Regions from separate parts of the Mus musculus genome. Here region 1 is linked to region 2. Evidence: chromatin loops called from intact Hi-C (ENCODE). Cell type or tissue: heart. All regions are shown on one strand. Links, peaks and the distances in the headings refer to the core of each region. The heading gives the core; the rest is flanking DNA. Region 1 holds the start of Lca5l (Leber congenital amaurosis 5-like). Region 2 holds the start of Brwd1 (bromodomain and WD repeat domain containing 1).

Region 1 (8,333 bases), core at 82-8,081, 110 kb after region 2:
ACCCGGGCTCTGATTCCCAGTAATCGTGTAAAAGGCTGGCCCTATGGCTCACAAGAGGCAGGGGGATCCGTGGGGCTTGGTGGCTAGACAGTCCAGCTGAGTTGGTGAGTCTAGCTGTTCATGGAACATCCTCTCTTAAAAATTAAGGTGATGATGGGGCTGGAGAGGTGTTCACTGGCTAAGAGCAGTTGCTACTCTTGCCAAGGACTGGAGTCTAGGCTCATAACTTCTTGTACTCCAGTTCCAGGGATCTGATATCCTGTTTTGGTTTCCATGAGTACCTGCGTTCAAATGCACATACCAATGCACATACAACTCAAAAATAGAAATTCCTTAAAAATAATCTGGCCCCCACACACATGCACATCCACATGTATCTGAATATGCACACATGCACAGTCCCCCAAAAGAGCATTAAATAAAAGTATAGGGTATGAAATGGATATAAAATCCTTTCTACATGTAAACTAAGATGACCTAGAAAATAGATATCTATTTTCTATGAAGAAAATTTTAAGTCACTAAAAGATTTATATAAACATTTTGTTCTTACATCATAATGACAAAGATTCTAAAGGTGTAGCGGCCCCTAATGTGATTAACATAATCAAGGCAAAGCATCAAGGCTACCTTTTGGGAACTGGACAAAAATGATACAAAAGTACAGACAACAAGTATAGAAGAAGATGGAGACTGAAAAACACCAGGTCAAGGGCCACGCCCACAGGACACACCCATCAGACACACTGAGGCAAAGCTGTGGGGGGCTCACTGCCCTAGTAGCAGCAGAATGGAATAGAGGCACAGGTCCACACAGAAGCCCAGGACAGAATAAGGGTGGATGCAGGGACAAGAAGACCCCCATGGAGCAGAGTGGTCATCTGCAAGTCCAAAGCGGATCCTTACTGCATTCCTTACTCTAAAACGCTATCAGATGGCTTTGAGATGCACATGTTAAGAAAAGTATCTTGCTCCCAATGGAGGAGCTAGAGAAAGTAGCCAAGGAGCTAAAGGGATCTGCAACCCTATAGGTGGAACAACATTATGAACTAACCAGTACCCCGGAGCTCTTGACTCTAGCTGCATATATATCAAAAGATGGCCTAATCGGCCATCACTGGAAAGAGAGGCCCATTGGACTTGCAAACTTTATATGCCCCAGTACAGGGGAACACCAGGGCCAAAAAGGGGGAGTGGGTGGGCAGGGGAGTGGGGGTGGGTGGATATGGGGGACTTTTGGTATAGCATTGGAAATATAAATGAGCTAAATACCTAATAAAAAATGGAAAAAAAAAAGAAAAGTATCTTACATGAAAACACAAGATTTGGAGAGGCACAGAGCCCAGGCTGGTGAAGGAGACAGTGGACAAAACTGATGGTATTTAAACAAAAACTTCTGTATAACAAACAAGAGTGTAAGTGGCATGCTACAGACAGGGAGATTTATAAAGAGTTCTTAGAGCCCTTTAGTAAGTAAGGCAGAGGGCAGAGCATCTGCTGGAAAAAGCACACAGCCAGTAAAGTTCTTCCCTTGGTTCATGCACACTGCACTGTACAGGTGAGGGGCCAAGAGCCCAGGATTTCAAAGAAAGCAGTCTAATACTTACCAAAGTTTTGATTCAAAAGTTTGATCCCTCTAAATCCTGACAAAGGGAAATTAAGTATTAACACTGATGGCTGGGCATTCCACGCCTGCAATCTCAGCACTCTGAAGGCAGAGGCAGGCAGATCTCTGAATTTGAGGCTAGTCTGCTCTACAGAGTGATTTCTAGGACAGCCAGGGCTACGCAGTGAAACACTGTTTAGAGAGGAAAAGAATTAACATGGATTGAGAGGCAGAAGAAAAATAAAAGTGAGACTTTGGCAAGGTATCTGGATTTACACTCCAGCTTTGTCAATATAATCAGCTATTTGGCCTCAGCTGCCTAAAACAAGAAATTAGATGATTTCTCAACGAGTTCTAAAGCCCAACTCTAAAATTTACAAGCGAGCTAGGCATAGTGAAGAACACCTTTAATCCCAGCACTCTGGAAGTGGATGTGGGTGTGTGGGGGTGGGGGTGTCTCCAGGCTTGGGGCCAGCCTTGTCTACACAGAAAATTTCAGACCAGTCAGAATTATATATTGAGATGCTGTCTCAAAAATGATTAAAAAAAAAAAGCACCAGTGAAACACACATTTTTCTTTTCTGAGTTAGTTGGTCAGACAGACAGGCAGACACACACACAGACATACACAGACAGACAGACAGACAGACAGACACACACACACACACACACACACACGCACACACACGCCTTTAAGAGTTGCAACATGAAAGAGTCAAGCCCAACCTTTGGATGGTTAGTTACTTTTGTGGGTTTTGATCATTTATCAATTTCATACATTACTTAGTTTCCAGTCTCTGGATATTGCAAAGTCTTGCCTTGGGGGCTGGGGCAAGTTGTGCCTGTTTGCTTTCTTTCTGCCTCTACTAAGTGACTGTAAAGCATTAGACTGTAATTCAGAGGAAGTTGACAGGTCATCATCTCTAGCTCCCCTGACTATTTTTTCCAGTGTTTATTTCTTACTAAAGTTTTCATAAAGGCGTGCGCCACCACTGCCCGGCCATAAAATCTTATTAGTAAAAACCGACCATGCTCAAGTAGAGAAAGGATATTATCAGGGAAATGCAAGGCATTTCTGGAATAATCCAGGCACTGACTGCCATTTGGGAGAAATGGTACCGTTGAATCTATTCTGGGTGTATTTTGTAAGGATGTGCTGGTAAAGTCAAACTAGATACAAAAGTGCGGATGAGTGGAAGAAGAATGAAGTTTTCAGCAACTGGATGGATTATGTATGCATCTTAGAGGAGCCTGGCTGCGGGGTTATCAGACACCTTGGACAAGCTGGCATGGAAAACGCCTTAGGCATCTGGTAGACAGGGTCAGGCTGCTGAGTTCACCGTATGGTGTTCGGAGAAGGGCCGGGGCTGATATACACATTATGGGCTCAGCGGCATTTACGTGGGCATTGAGCCTTTGGAACGGGATGACTCCATCTATGTGATTTGTGCAGACAGAAAACAAGTCCGGTGTCACACTCCGCCAAAAAAGGCTGGCCCGAAACGAGTTAACTGTTGTCAAGAAAACAACAAAATCTTAAAGCACTCATAGTGAGGTGGGTTGACAAAGAGCCCCACAGCCGAGCTGTGGGTGGAAAACAAGTGAAGCGTTTCAGAAGGATGCAGACGCCCCGCGGGGCGTGCCAGGGTTGGAAGGAAAAGCACCAGCCGGGTAGCGAATGCTTCGGGGTTCCGAAGCACCGAGGCTTGGGACCCGTTCTCGCTCTCTGCACTTTGGAGGTGGAGGGGGACACTGATCAGCGATCCCACCGGCGGCGCATCCTCCCGGATGGGTGTGCGCTGCTCCCGGGCAGGGAGGCGCCGGGGGGCTACGTTACCAGCTCCGCCGAGGCAAGGCCAGGTCGGAGGATAGAGCGGACGGAGAGAACCCGCGGCGCCGGGCCTCGGAAGGGGCCTGTCCAGCGGCTCCGGGGAGGCGGACGCGGGCTGATGAGACCACCACTGCTGGGGGCGGCGGCGGCGCCAAGGCCGTTACCTGCTCCGCGCTGCTCCCGCAGCTGCCTCCACCCTGGACTTAAGGAAGCGCGGGCGTCGCCATGGAAACCACGCGGGGCCTCCTGGGATGGCTAGTTCGGGTGTGCGCACGCGTAGTACTTGGCACTGTGGAAAAGCCGGCGGAATGGCAGGGTTCGGGGCGGGGCACCAGTTGCGCGCATGCGTACTTGGGCCAAGGGCGCCTGGGAGGTCTAGATCGCAGAGAAGCTGGAACCCAGGCGGCTGAAGGAATTTATAGCTGACCCTGCTTTTTGCCGCAGTGCCAGGAAGGGAGAGGACTGGGGACAGAGTGTCCCTGTTAACTTGGTTTTATACATGGTGGTGCTTCTTGCAAAAACTAAATGCGAGCACAAAAACTGTGTTTGGTGTACAGTATTTCCAAGCCAACAACAGGCTAAGACACTCAGGTGGTAGAATTATAGCTGTTATTTTTGAGTTTGATTGTTAAAACTGGCATTTTTAATTGTAAATTCTTTGTTGCTAAGAAGGGTAAGAAGCTATAATAGCTTTATTAGTGTCATGCAAAACAAACAAACAAACAAACAAACAAACCTCCCAAAACCAGGGCTCTCACAGGAAGAGTTTATCCTGGAACTAAATATGAATGACCGTGGCCTGGAACACAGATTTATCTTACCTCAAATATCATGTTCCAACGTGGTAAACGTTTTGTAAAGTTTTAATAGTCGCAGAACAAATAAGTCACAAATCAAGCTACTTGTAAAGTATGTAAGCTGTGCCGTCAGATACCAAGCGGGTTACAGCAAAACAGGAAAATCTACAGGCCCCAAGTGCTTCAGGTGGGTGGAAGTGAGGGTCTGTCGGTGCTTGCAAAAGAATTTACCTGACGGTCCTGTAAATGTTATATCAATCACGGGCCCATACAGTGGCCAGTCCATTAAGGAGACTAAAGATAGGCCAAGGTAATTTGGCTTCAAACCTGTCACTTTCCATTTAGCCACAATTATGTAATCTACTAAGCTAATCAGATTTTAGGATCTCTAACACCGGTGTGGCTTTCTTCTGTGGGATTTCAGTTTCCTGGGTCCATTTCTCTTATTTTGTAATTTCTCTTCCCCGCTTACCTTTTGTTTTGGCAGCACTAGAGGTGGAACCCAGTACCTTAGGATTTTGATTTTTAATTTCCACCACATGGTCCATGCTGGCTTCTAATTTAAGGGGTTAAGTGATCCGCTTACCCCAGCCTCTCACGTGGCTTGGTCTACCAGGGTGAGCCTGGCCTTTTAGCTCACTTTTAAACTTGGTATAAATCTTTGTAAAACTTGATTTGGAAGAACTTTTGATGTATCAAAACCCTGTGATATATGTTATAAATAGTTCCTTCAGGTTGCTGAATACTTTTCTATATTTTTTACAGTCAGTGTCTCACTCCATACATAGACCAAGCTAGCCTTGAACTCATAGAAATCAGCCTGTCTCTGTCTCCTGAGTGCTGGGATTAAAGGTAAACCCTACCATAAGTTATCTTTTGTTTTTAGAGTATACAGAGACAGATTTCTATTAACTCTCTTAAGTACTATGTTTTTTTGAGACAGGATCTCTTATAGTCCAGTTTGGCCTCACAATTGTTATGTAATATGTGATATGTGCCTTTAGCCCTAGCACTGGAGGCAGAGGCAGGTGGATTTCTGAGTTCGAGGCCAGCTTGGTCTACAGAGTGAGTTCCAGGACAGCCAGGGCTACACAGAGAAACCCTGTCTGGAAAAATGAAGGAAGCATTGTATGATCTTTATGACCTTTAAATTTTTAATTAAAATGTGTTTTTTTATTTTTTGAAGATTTCTTTTTATTTTATGTGTATAGGTGTTTTATTTGCATGTGTGTGTGTGTATGTGTATACCATGTATGCAGTGACTGAGAAGGCCAGAAGAAGGCACTGGAACTGGAGTTAAAGACAGTTCTTAGCCGTCAAGAAGGTCCTGGGATTTGCATCTAGGTCGTCTGCAAGAGCAGCAAGTACTCTCAGCCACCAAGCCATCATCTCTCCAGCACCTATTTATTTTGAGACAGGCTCTTACTATGTAGCTCTAGCTCACCTGACCTCACAGACCGGGCTAGCCTTGGCCTCACAGACCGGGCTAGCTTTGAACTGCTCCTCGATGCACAGTTACTACTTTATTATTATTATTTAATATTTTTATCTTTTGCTGGGCTTTGTGATATGCACCTTTAACCCTAGCACTGGAGGCAGAGGCAGAGGCAGGCAGATCTCTGAGTTCAAGGCCAGCCTGGACTAAAAAAGTTCGAGGATAGCCACGGTTACACAAGGAAATCCTGTCTCAAAACAAACAAACTAGAACACCTAACAACAAAACCAGAATATTTTTATGTAAGCTGATGATTCTGTATTTGTATGTGATGTATCTTGATTATTTTTATCACCCCCCCCTCCAGGAACTTGAATTCTTGATCTCCTTTTCCTACCTCTCAAAATGTTGTAACCACAGGCCTGTGTACCGCTGTGTTAATTACTTTTCTTTTGCTATTGTGATGGCTGAAGAAACTCCATTTTATGCTAGGCATCTGTCCATCTTGGTATTCACTAGCTTTTTGTCTCTTTCCTGGAAGATAAGTTATCAGCAATACTGACTCAGTGACCTTCCAACCCAGAAATGTCCAGCCGTGACGATATACTTGCTATGTTACGAGTAATTGCTTTTTGGCTTCTGTAACCTGCTTATGCGGTTATGTGGATGTTCAAGGACTATTTGAGGTTGCCTTGACTACCTAGTCTTGGCAGAGCAGAACAGCCAGATTTCTGAGTTTGAGGCCAACCTGGTCTACGGAGTGAGTTCCAGGACAGCCAGGGCTACATAGAAAAACCCTGTCTGGAAAAGTGAAGGCAGCACTGTAGACCTCCATTTGTGTCATGTGAAGAGAACCAGGCCAACGTCCCCACTCTGAGTTGGGGCCGTCCAGATCAAAGGATGGTTTGTGCCAAGTACCCAGGGAGCCCAGCCGCCCTGCATGCAGGGAATTGTAACGGACTCAGTCTTGTACAGGTTTTATGTGGGGAACTACAGTTGTAACAATCGTCATATTTAGAGACGGTCTTTTATCCCGACCTGCAGGACCCACGGGACCTAGTTATTTGGGAGATTGAGGGGGACCAAGCCTGAAAGAGAAACAGGCGAGAAAAGGGAGCGAGACCAAGCAAAGGCTTATCAAGGTCTACTTTAATGGAGGCTGGGAGCCTGATTATAAGCACACAGTGAGAGAAAATAGGGAGGGGCTGAGGGGGAATGATCAAAGCACAGAGAGAGGGACGGACATCTGGGGCAGATGCTGGGTGCAGGCTTGAAACATCTTGTGGCTTATCTTTGGATGCTGGTTCCGCCCAAACAGCCCCAGGTGTCTGGCCAAGACCAGGGTCAGTTGGTTCTCATGATCAGCCTTGTGTGAAGGAGGGGGTGGCTCAGCTCCCAACAAAGGGTCAATTGATTCTCAGGGTGGGAGCTGTTCAGGTCTGCTTTCCCACAGTCTGGTCTCCCAAAGCCTTTTACAGCCATCCTCCTTGATATATTCTCTCCTTCCTCTTCACTCACGTTCCCTGAGTCTTGGCAAGATGGCTGATATAAATGTCCTGACTATGTTGGAGCACCCCCATTTGCTCATTTCCCACACTTTTAACAGTGATGTGTCTCTGATTTAGCCAGTACACACTATAAGAAGCTGTTATATGATATTAAAGGATGGGGTGACCACTGGCAACTAATGGGAAGGGAAGAGGTAGGGACAGGAGGGTGGAGAGAAGGAGGGTATGGAATTATTAATCTAAACCAAGGATGTGTGAAGTAGTCTTCTGAAACCCCATTCATTAATAAGCTGATTAAAAATATAATCTTTAAAGGAGTTTGAACAGAAGTTCTCCACATTAATGACCAGTGCTGCACTTTGAAGACCTGGGTTATTAAAACCTTAGTGCCAGGGGCTGGAGAGATGTCTCCGCGGTTAGGAGCACTGACTGTTCTTCCAGAGGTCCTGAGTTCAATTACTAGCAACCACATGGTAGCTTACAACCATCTGTACTGGGGTGTGATGCCTTCTTCTGGTGTGTCTGAAGACAGTGTACTCATATACATAAAATAAATATTTCTCATAAAAGCTCTGCATTACATTTGTGATAAATATATATAAATAAAACCTCAGTGCTAGACACAGGTTACCTGCCTATGACTTATTGGTCAGAGACCCAAGAATCTCCCCAGACAAAACAGGCTACTGCTACTGCTCTTGCTGAGTTCCAGAAGTCATTGGTAAGACTCACATTCTTGCTGAAGATATCTTACACTTCGTACATAGGAATCAATATTGGACTGACCAGAAGACTGGGCACTCTGCTTCTGGCTAGCTTTCATAGTTCTGGAAGGTGTGTGCAGGACGCTGCTGGGGAAAAAGATGCCAGTGGTCCATGATGCTACAGTATGGGTATGCCAGGCAAGATGGGCTCAGTGGCAGTAGTGGCAAGACTGTTTATGAGGTGACCTGGTCCTCCTGATGGGATTTGACACATGCTCCACAGGAACGAGTTCAGTGTGTGCTTAGAGAAGTCATGGGCCCCAGGGGAGAAATTACTGATAATGTCTCTCTAAACGATCATGTTGTCAATCTGCCTTCTAAATTATTTATGTTTGTTTCTATGGATTTATGCTGCCCAAAGTTAAATTTTGACTTGTGAATTAGTTGACTTT
Region 2 (8,333 bases), core at 148-8,147:
ATGTTGTTCAAGGCCTATGAGACTGTTCAACAAGAAAGGAGCTGGAAACACACATGGAAGAAGACTTGACTCCAACAAACTGTCTCTGACCCGCACTTGCACTGTGGCATATACACACCCATACACATACACAAAAAAAGTAAGTCAACACTCAATCTAATCTGCAGCAGAGGGAGACAGACAGACCCCCTCAAAGCCCCACCCCACCCCCGCTTTGACTGGTTCCAAGACACTCTACATAGCTCAGACTGGCCAACCAATCCCCATGGCCAACGGGCAAGACGGACTCTGCTCCTTTTCTCAGTGAGACCCACATCTTTACAAACCTAGCCATTCTGAAGTCTCAAGTTCAGCTCAAGAGCTCTACTCCCTCTCTCTTACTTCTTACAGATCATGAAAATTCTGATTAAACTCTATGACTGCCCAGGCCTGTTAATAAAGAGCTAAACCCTAACAGAAATCTAGTCTCAGTTCCTTATAGGAAAGAGCACTCTTGCTCCTAAGCACAAGTCAGATAAGCAGCAGCACAGGCACAGATGTAACCCACTGGGCAGCACTGTAAAGCTGCACTAGAGCCAGTGGGGATGCTTTCTATTTCTAGTGCCCACATGCGCCATAACAGATTCCAATTTGGCTGACTTGGTGCCCGCGGTGGACATCCAGAATGTATAAATTCCACCAAATGATTCTTCAAAGGATTAGAACCACCAAGGAAAAGGGACATGAGAAATACTGTGATAAAGGCAAATGACTCTCAGTCTCTTCAGCAGAATAACAGTACAGAAAATAACTATTTAAAGGTTTTTTAATTGGAGGGGGAGGGGGCTGCAGTCAGCTAATTTAAAAAAAAAAATAAGTTTTAAGATTATACTCAAGCCAAGCACTGTGCTACAGTTGTTAACCCAACACTCTTTGAGTTGGGGGCAACAAGATCAAGAACAGAGGTCATTCCTCAGCTACATATTTCAAGGCCTGATAGCCTGGGCTACATAAGACCTAGCCTTAAGCCACTCAACCTGCAAAAATGTTATGAAGGTATTTGGAGAACCAGATGAAAAACATCCAACAACAACAACAACAACAAAAAGCAGGCGTGGTGGTGCACGCCTTTAATCCCAGCACTCAGGAGGCAGAGGCAGGCAGATTTCTGAGTTTGAGGCCAGCCTGGTCTACAAAGTGAGCTCCAAGGCTACACAGAGAAACCCTGTCTCGAAAAATAAAACAAAACAAAAAAGAAAAACATCCACACAGAAATCTGTGACACAGGCACTCAGGAAGTCCCATTTTGGCTGTGTTAAAAACTGAAACTGGGCTGTACCCCTTGAAAAGAAATGGTCTTTTTATCGCGGCATGGTGGCGTACCCTGTAACCTCATCTTATCAGGGCAGAAGTAGGAATTCAAGGCTAGCCTGAGCTAGGTGAAATTTCTCAACATAAACAACAGTAAGAACTTAAGATATACATAAATGTGTAGAATCTTCTTCAAAATACTCCAGGTAGGACTGGCAAGAGGGCTCAGTGAGTAAAGATGACAACCGTGAAGCCATTAACACCCCAAATTCAATCCCTGAGACCCAATGGTGGAACACCACCCCTTAAACTGCCCTCACCCACTCAAATACCTTCCCCACACACACACACCAAATGTAACTTACACAATATAAATTACAGGGAGGGGAGAGATGGCTCAACAAGTCAAAGCACCAGGACCCACCCTGGAAGAAGAGTCAGCTCTAAACTGTCCTCTGACCACCACATGCCTGCCAGGACGTTCCAGGACTACCACACACACAGCTCCAGCAGTTACAAGAAATACTATATGGAGGGTGCCTAAAACGGATCTCAGTGGGGTCAGAGGACACTGGCTCACAGGAGACACAATGGGTGAGAACCAACACAACTTTCTGACTAACCACTGGGTAACAGGTAACTGGTGCCTGGGTCGGCAGGCCATTCACTTGTGGGAAGATTTCGCTGATGGGAATTAGAATACAATGCCTCAGACGAAAACAGAAACACAGCAAATGGTAAACTGCAATCTGTGAGTATGTGGGGAACAACTCCCACTTTGTGTAGGCTTCAAATAAAACTCATCTAAATACTAAAGAAAGTGAGAGCATCTGAAGTCTAGAAGCTACACGTACATCCTCACCAAAACTATACCAATCCAGGGCCAGCAGACTGCTCAGTGAGGTCCACCTCCACAACCCAGGCCTGCACCCTGTCCTCACCCACCACGGGAAAGGAAAGGGTGAGGAGGAGACGATACCCTAGCAGTGACCAGCCAGGTGACAAGCAGCATGACAGAAGACAGTTCCCTCAGACCTTTCAGCACCAGGGCCCTATCTATCTCTGTGCCTCTAACGTCCCCCCGTCCCCCGCCCCCCCCCCCAGTAGGGCAGCAGTGTCCCAACAGCTTGGCTTTCTTCACTCAAAGGCTGTGCTCTGCATTAACACAAGTGAAACTGTTAGACGTTCCTTAGACCCAGGAGGTAGATAGGAAGGGGGTGTGGCTATAAAGAAGCTGAGCTCTCCTGGGGTTGTAAATCAGAATCAGGTCCCTGTCCCGTAGAAAACGTGTGTGGTTAAACCCTGCCTGTGGGTACAGCACTAGGAGACAGATTGGATTCACATTCCAGCACCTACCCATCCTACAAACCTTTTAAAATTTCATACAGAAGAAAACAGACTTGGCTGGGCATAGTGGCACACGCCTTTAATCCCAGCACTTGGGAGGCAGAGGCAGGTGGATCTATGTTGAATCTGAGGCCAGCCTGGTCTATAAAGCAAGTTCTAGAACAGACAGGGCTACAAAGAGAAACACTGAAAAAAAAAAAAAAAAAGAGGTAGGTGGTGTCAGGGGGAGGGAAAAAACAAACTACTCAGAGGAAACCCTGTCAAAACAAACAAACAAACAAAAAAACAAAAAAGACAAAAGAAAAGGGCATTGCATGCCTGTACATGTGTGCCATGGCTTGAGGGTGGAATGCAGAGGCCCACTTGTGGAAGTAGGATCTCTCCCTCCTCCACTCGGGGTCCCCAGGAGTAAACTCACATCGTTAGGGGTAACAGAAAGTAGTTTTATAGATAAGTCATCTTACCCACCTGAACATTTGCTTCTTAAAAATAACTCTCAAAAGTCAAATTAAACAACAAACCAGCAACCCCGTTTTACTCAGCAACTGCACCTGTCACGGCCAACACCTGGCTGTGGAAAGGACAATGGTAGAGGCTCTAGACCAGTGGTCCTCAGCCTTCCTAACGCCGCGGCCCTGCAGCCCTGCACAGTTCATGTTGGGGTGACCCCCAACCATAGTTATTCTCGTTGCTACTTAACTGTAATTTTACTACTGTTATGAACTGCAATGTCGATATCTGACATGCAACCCCCCCAAAGGGTGGGTCCCGTGGGTTGAGAACCGCTGCTTTAGCACTCCTGCCCTGTTCTGCTGAGCCCTCTAGTTATCCAGTTAACTCCTTAGCCCTGGAAAACAAGGTATAGAGAATGAACTGCCCACATGCATGACTGACGCCCTGGCTGACTTTTTGTTCACTACTGGTCTTGGACACATGGTGAAGTCAGTGAGCTCTCCTGTAATCCCGACCCAGCAGAGGATGAGTGAAGCAGGACTGCAAGTCCAAGCCAAACGGGGCTGTGCAGCCAAACATCAACAGCACACACTCATCTCAACCTTCTGTAACCAATATGCTCAGTGTGAGTCTTTTATCTTAAAATTGTCGAAGATATTCTCCTGCAACATTTGTGCTTCGTTAACGATAAACACCCAAAGCCTCTGTTACCTGGATAAAACTCAACTATACACAAGAACCTCTAAGCAAGTAGGGAAAATAAGGCAAAGGAAAATAAATGTAATCCGCAAGTTACCACTCCTCGGAAATGTTAAGACAGGCACACACAACTGCTTCTGAGAGCTTAGTCCGAGCTCTCAGAAGCAGGAAATGAATTCAAGGCCAGCCTGGCCTACCCGAGTTCAAGGCAAGACAGTGGTACGTAATGACACCCTGTCTCAAAAAATAAATACACCGACTGACGGATGTCAACTTAAAGCCTGAACCGCTACATACAGCAAGATCAAGTGTGAGCCAACTTTCTAAAGGCAGTCAACACACAGTGCACGGGTCGGGGAAGCAGGGGTGCCGCACTGACATATTCACCACGGAGAACTCTGTGCGATCCTACAGAGGAAGGGAGTACAGTACAGGAAGGGGCCATTTCTCCACCTTGGGAGACTAAGGACTCTCTCTCTATTCCTGGGGAACAAGAGGTCTGAAAGTCTGGGCGGGGCAGAGAAAGGAGAGACCAATGAGAGCTCGAGTTACAAATCGGGAAGGGAGAGAGATGAGAGCGCCCCTCTCAGTGGCTGGCGGCCGCACCTGGAGCCCCAGCCCGGCCGCGAGCCAGGGGCGCCCCCGCCTGCGCCCGGCACCGCCCCCAAAACCATTTTCTGCCAAATCCCGCCCCCCACCCCGCCACCGCGAGCCCTCGGGGGTCGGGCCCGTCGCCCCGGGACGCCGGACCACCAGAGACCACCCCCGGGCGCGGCCCCGCGGCGCCCGCAGGGGAGCAGAGACCCGGCTGGGGGGCGCGGGCGCGCGGAGGACGCGGGAGCTGCTCACCAATTCCTCGTAGCTCCTGTTGTGCTCGTTGCCCTCCCAGTCCAACCTCTTCGGCAACAGCTGGAATGAGACACGAAAGGCGTCCGGGTGACCACCGCGGCCGGGAGGCCGGGCGGGACCGGGACGCGGGGGCGGGGACGGGGACGCGGGGGCGGCGGACCGACCTGGTACTGCTCCAGCTCCTGCACCAGCACCTGCGGCAGAGAAGACGCGCGGTCAGACCCCGTCAGCTGCCCCGCTCACCCCCGGTTCGTTCGCCCCCGGTTCGCTCGCTCGCCCGCCCGCCCGCTCGCCCAGCCGGCACTCACCTGCGCCGCTCGGCGACACGGGCCAGCTGAGAGGTAGCGGGCGATGAGAAAGTACAGCTCTGCGGGGAGAAGACAGGGACGGTCAGCGGCGGCTGCGCGACACCGGGCAGGGGACGCGCGGCCGTGTCTTACCCGACTCGATGAGAGGCACCGGACGTCGGGCCGGCGAAGGCTCCGCCATGGCGGGGCGCCGGGCGGGAGCGAGCGGACCAGCGAACAAGTGGAGCGCGTAGGCCGCGCCGAGGCCTGACCGGGCCGGCGTACCCCCAGCTCCTCAGGCGCGCGCCGCCGCCGCCATGCCGTGCGCGCCGCGCACCGACGCGTCCGCGGCAGGAAGTCGCGCGGGACCGAGGGGCGGGGAGCGAAGTAGTCCCCCCGCGGGGAGCCGGCGGCGTGGCACGACGCGGATGTGGCTCCTTGGCTGGGAGGCGGGCCTCGCCTCGGCGTCCTGTGCGTCGGGGGCGTGAAGCGCAAAAGGGGGCGGCGAGCCAGCCGGGGCTGCGTCCGCGGGGCGGGGGGTGGGGGGGCTGGGGCGCGCGTGGCCGGATTCCTGCGCGCGGTGAGGCGGCCGCCGGCCTTTGTGCGGCGGCGGAGGCGGTACGGCGAGCTGGAGTGGAGGGGGCGGGGCGGGGCAGGGCAGGGCGGAGCCTGGGAGGACGGTCACCTGGGCTGGGCCTGAAGACCCTGAGGCTGGGGAGGAGCTCTGCAGGAGGGTGGCTGAACCCAGAGCGGAGGCTGCGACACCACCTTACCCGCTGCCCTCCCGACCTCCCGCCGCCCCGCGTCCCGCGCCCCGCGATGGGTTAAAGATGCCCGGTACGGGTGACGGAATCTGGGAGTCCGCGATGACTTGACGGGAACTCAGAGGGCCCGTGGGAAACGGGCTGCGGCCACAAGTGTCAGTCGTTTTGTTGGAGGGGTGGAAGAGTTACAGAAAAATCCCCCTAATTACCGCTCTAGGCTCCTGACCCAACCGGATCTGTTTCACCACGTCCAGTGTGCGCTGACAAGCTCTGACGTAGAGTGCAGAACAGAACTAAACATGGCCATTGTTAGATTTATCGGGCAGCAGAGAGTCAGAAAAAGAGGCCTGACCTCAAACGACCTCGGCTCTTTATTCCCAAACACCAAAAGACAGTCGTCTTCCAACGGGAAAGCGAGCTCCTGTCGCGGGCTAGGGTGCGGCAAGGGAATTGTTTGTGTCTATAAAGAGTCTAGGGTGGTTCGGCTGTTTCTTTTCCTTAGGCTTAGGACATAGTGCTAGGGTGGCTCCGCATTCTTTTCTTAACCCCTGCGCCCCTGCGAAGGGCTGACCGAGCAAGGTCATTTGTAGGAGTCCTGTCTTGTGACCAAGGCGTTGTACCAGCTAGTCATTCTAGTGCCTGCGTGCGGAGGCAGAACGAGGTGTCCCAGTCGTGCCCGGGCAGTGAACCTTAGACTGGCTCCAACTATCAGGTGTATGATCCTAGGCAAATCACTTAACCTCTGTCTCAATTGGCCTTATCTGTAAATTGTAGCCAACAGTGCGGCTCCTTCCAGAGCTCAAGGATTTTATGAACTAATACGCATTTCCAGCCTCTGAGTTGACTTTCATTAATTACATGGAAAGTACATATGAATATGTAGATGGCCCACCTATTCAGAGTAATCCTAACTCAGCAAACACCAAGTGGTAAGATAAAATGGAACAGTAAACTCCACCGTTCCCATGGAAACAGTTTGGCGTCCTTTAAGGGAAAGGTGAACTATAGTGATAAGATTTAGGGCACTGGGATAAAAACCAACTTGCCTGAGGGAAAGGTATGGAACTTTCACTCCTCTGGGGATGTCATGCAACTGAAGGAGAAAGCCAAAGAACTCTGTCATTTACTCGGGGGCTTGCCTGAGTTTGATCCAGAGCAGCACAGAAACAAAGCACCCACTAATCCCAGCACAGGCAGAGGCCAGAGGTTCAGAAGTTCACGGACATGATTATCCACACGGCTTGAGGAGAGCCCCAAGGTACATGAGACCCTTTAAAACAGGTTTAGTTCAAGTATTCGGGGTGACTGATGGACACAACCAGAGAGTCTCCAGCTGAAAATGGGAAAACTGGAACGTTCCAGTCAAGGAGAGGTTGCAAGTTGAGACCAAGATACAGAAAAATATTACTTAGTAAACCTGAGAGAGTAAATCAAAGAGGACCCACTGGAACTGTAGCCATAAGGATAAAGAGATGGACTTGGTGTAGCACCAAGGGAACCTACTGGCAGTAGGCTCACAAGCCATAGTCAAAGTAATAAAGATAGGGCCTGGAGAGATGGCCCAGCGGCTAAGAGCACTGACTGTTCTTCCAGAGGACCTGAGTTCAAGTCCCAGCAACCACACAATGGCTCACAACCCTCTATCGCTCCCTCTGCTGACCTGCAGGTGATACACATATGCACAAACTGGCAAAGCAGACATTCACATAGACTGAAAAGTTAAATCGTTAAGATCCATAACTAGAACAGTTTATTTGACATTCTGATGTGAATATTCCCTTGTGCCATACCGGGTCCTCTGGAAGGTGAAGTGTTATTGACCACTAAAACATCCCCCCAGTTCCTTTAAATGTTTATATAGACCAAGGACGTGTGTATTACATTTCCTAACACTATCATAAAGTAAAGTGTAGTTTTACAAGAATCTTTATCCCAAATGCTAGTCATTGTCTGGAATTAAAGTTCTAATCCTGGGCAGGTAGCATGGTAGCCCTTACAGGAGATCAGAGATGAGGACATGAGACATGTGACTCAGTGGCACAGCACCTAGTGGCACAAGACCTTGGAGTGCCAGCATTGGCTGAGAAAGGAAAGAAGGAAAAAACAGCCCTGGCAGGAGTACAGCTTACACAGCAGCATAAAGACAGCTTTCAGGAGTTGGTTTCCACCACCACCCCCCTTACTCCTGGGTCCTAGAAATTGAACCCAGACCATCAGGCTAAGTGGCAGCAAAGCAACTTCCTTTCTTTTTTTTTTGGGGGGGGGGGGTTGTTTGGTTGGGCGTTTTATGTTTTTTGTTTGGTTTTTTCGAGACAGGGTTTCTCTGTATAGCCCTGGCTGTCCTGGAACTCACTTTGTAGTTCAAGCTGGCCTGGACTCAGAAATCTGCCTGCCTCTGTCTCCCAAGTGCTGGGATTAAAGGCGTGCATCACCACGCCTGGCTTGCAACTTCATCTTCTGAGCCCCCACTCACAAACAACATGCACACAGTTTTCTAGCAAGGTGGACTGTCATCCCACTGAACTCAGTTCAGAGGCCCTGAGGATGCAGAACATACCCACCAGGAAGCAGCAGCAAAGGGGATGCACTACCATGCACTACCCCAGTAGTGGCTGCCTGCCAGACAGAACTCTCCAAGCAAGAC

What was found. Hi-C counts contacts between places; a loop is a spot of excess contacts. Peaks named below come from ENCODE experiments on the same cell type or tissue, not always from the same donor. Only the 100,000 strongest peaks of a DNase experiment are listed, where the experiment ranks them.
Region 1: a loop joins it to region 2, with 2.3 times the contacts of the local background. A loop is called at or near these places in 2 of 42 quality-filtered maps.

Annotation. Positions count from the first base shown.
Region 1 is chr16:96,188,587-96,196,919 of GRCm38, forward strand. Lca5l (Leber congenital amaurosis 5-like) reads right to left here and starts at 3,671. Exons shown (of 11, transcript NM_001001492.2): 1 at 3,602-3,671. In heart, for the core only: no CTCF peak of the experiment used is centred there; a DNase peak (open chromatin) is centred at 3,725; H3K4me3 peaks cover 1,723 bases; H3K27ac peaks cover 1,569 bases; H3K27me3 peaks cover 665 bases.
Region 2 is chr16:96,077,176-96,085,508 of GRCm38, forward strand. It overlaps Brwd1 (bromodomain and WD repeat domain containing 1), which reads right to left and starts at 5,253. Exons shown (of 42, transcript NM_145125.3): 1 at 5,079-5,253; 2 at 4,947-5,005; 3 at 4,803-4,832; 4 at 4,639-4,698. The coding sequence starts at 5,127. In heart, for the core only: no CTCF peak of the experiment used is centred there; DNase peaks (open chromatin) are centred at 4,366, 5,266, 5,666 and 6,236; H3K4me3 peaks cover 3,254 bases; H3K27ac peaks cover 2,740 bases.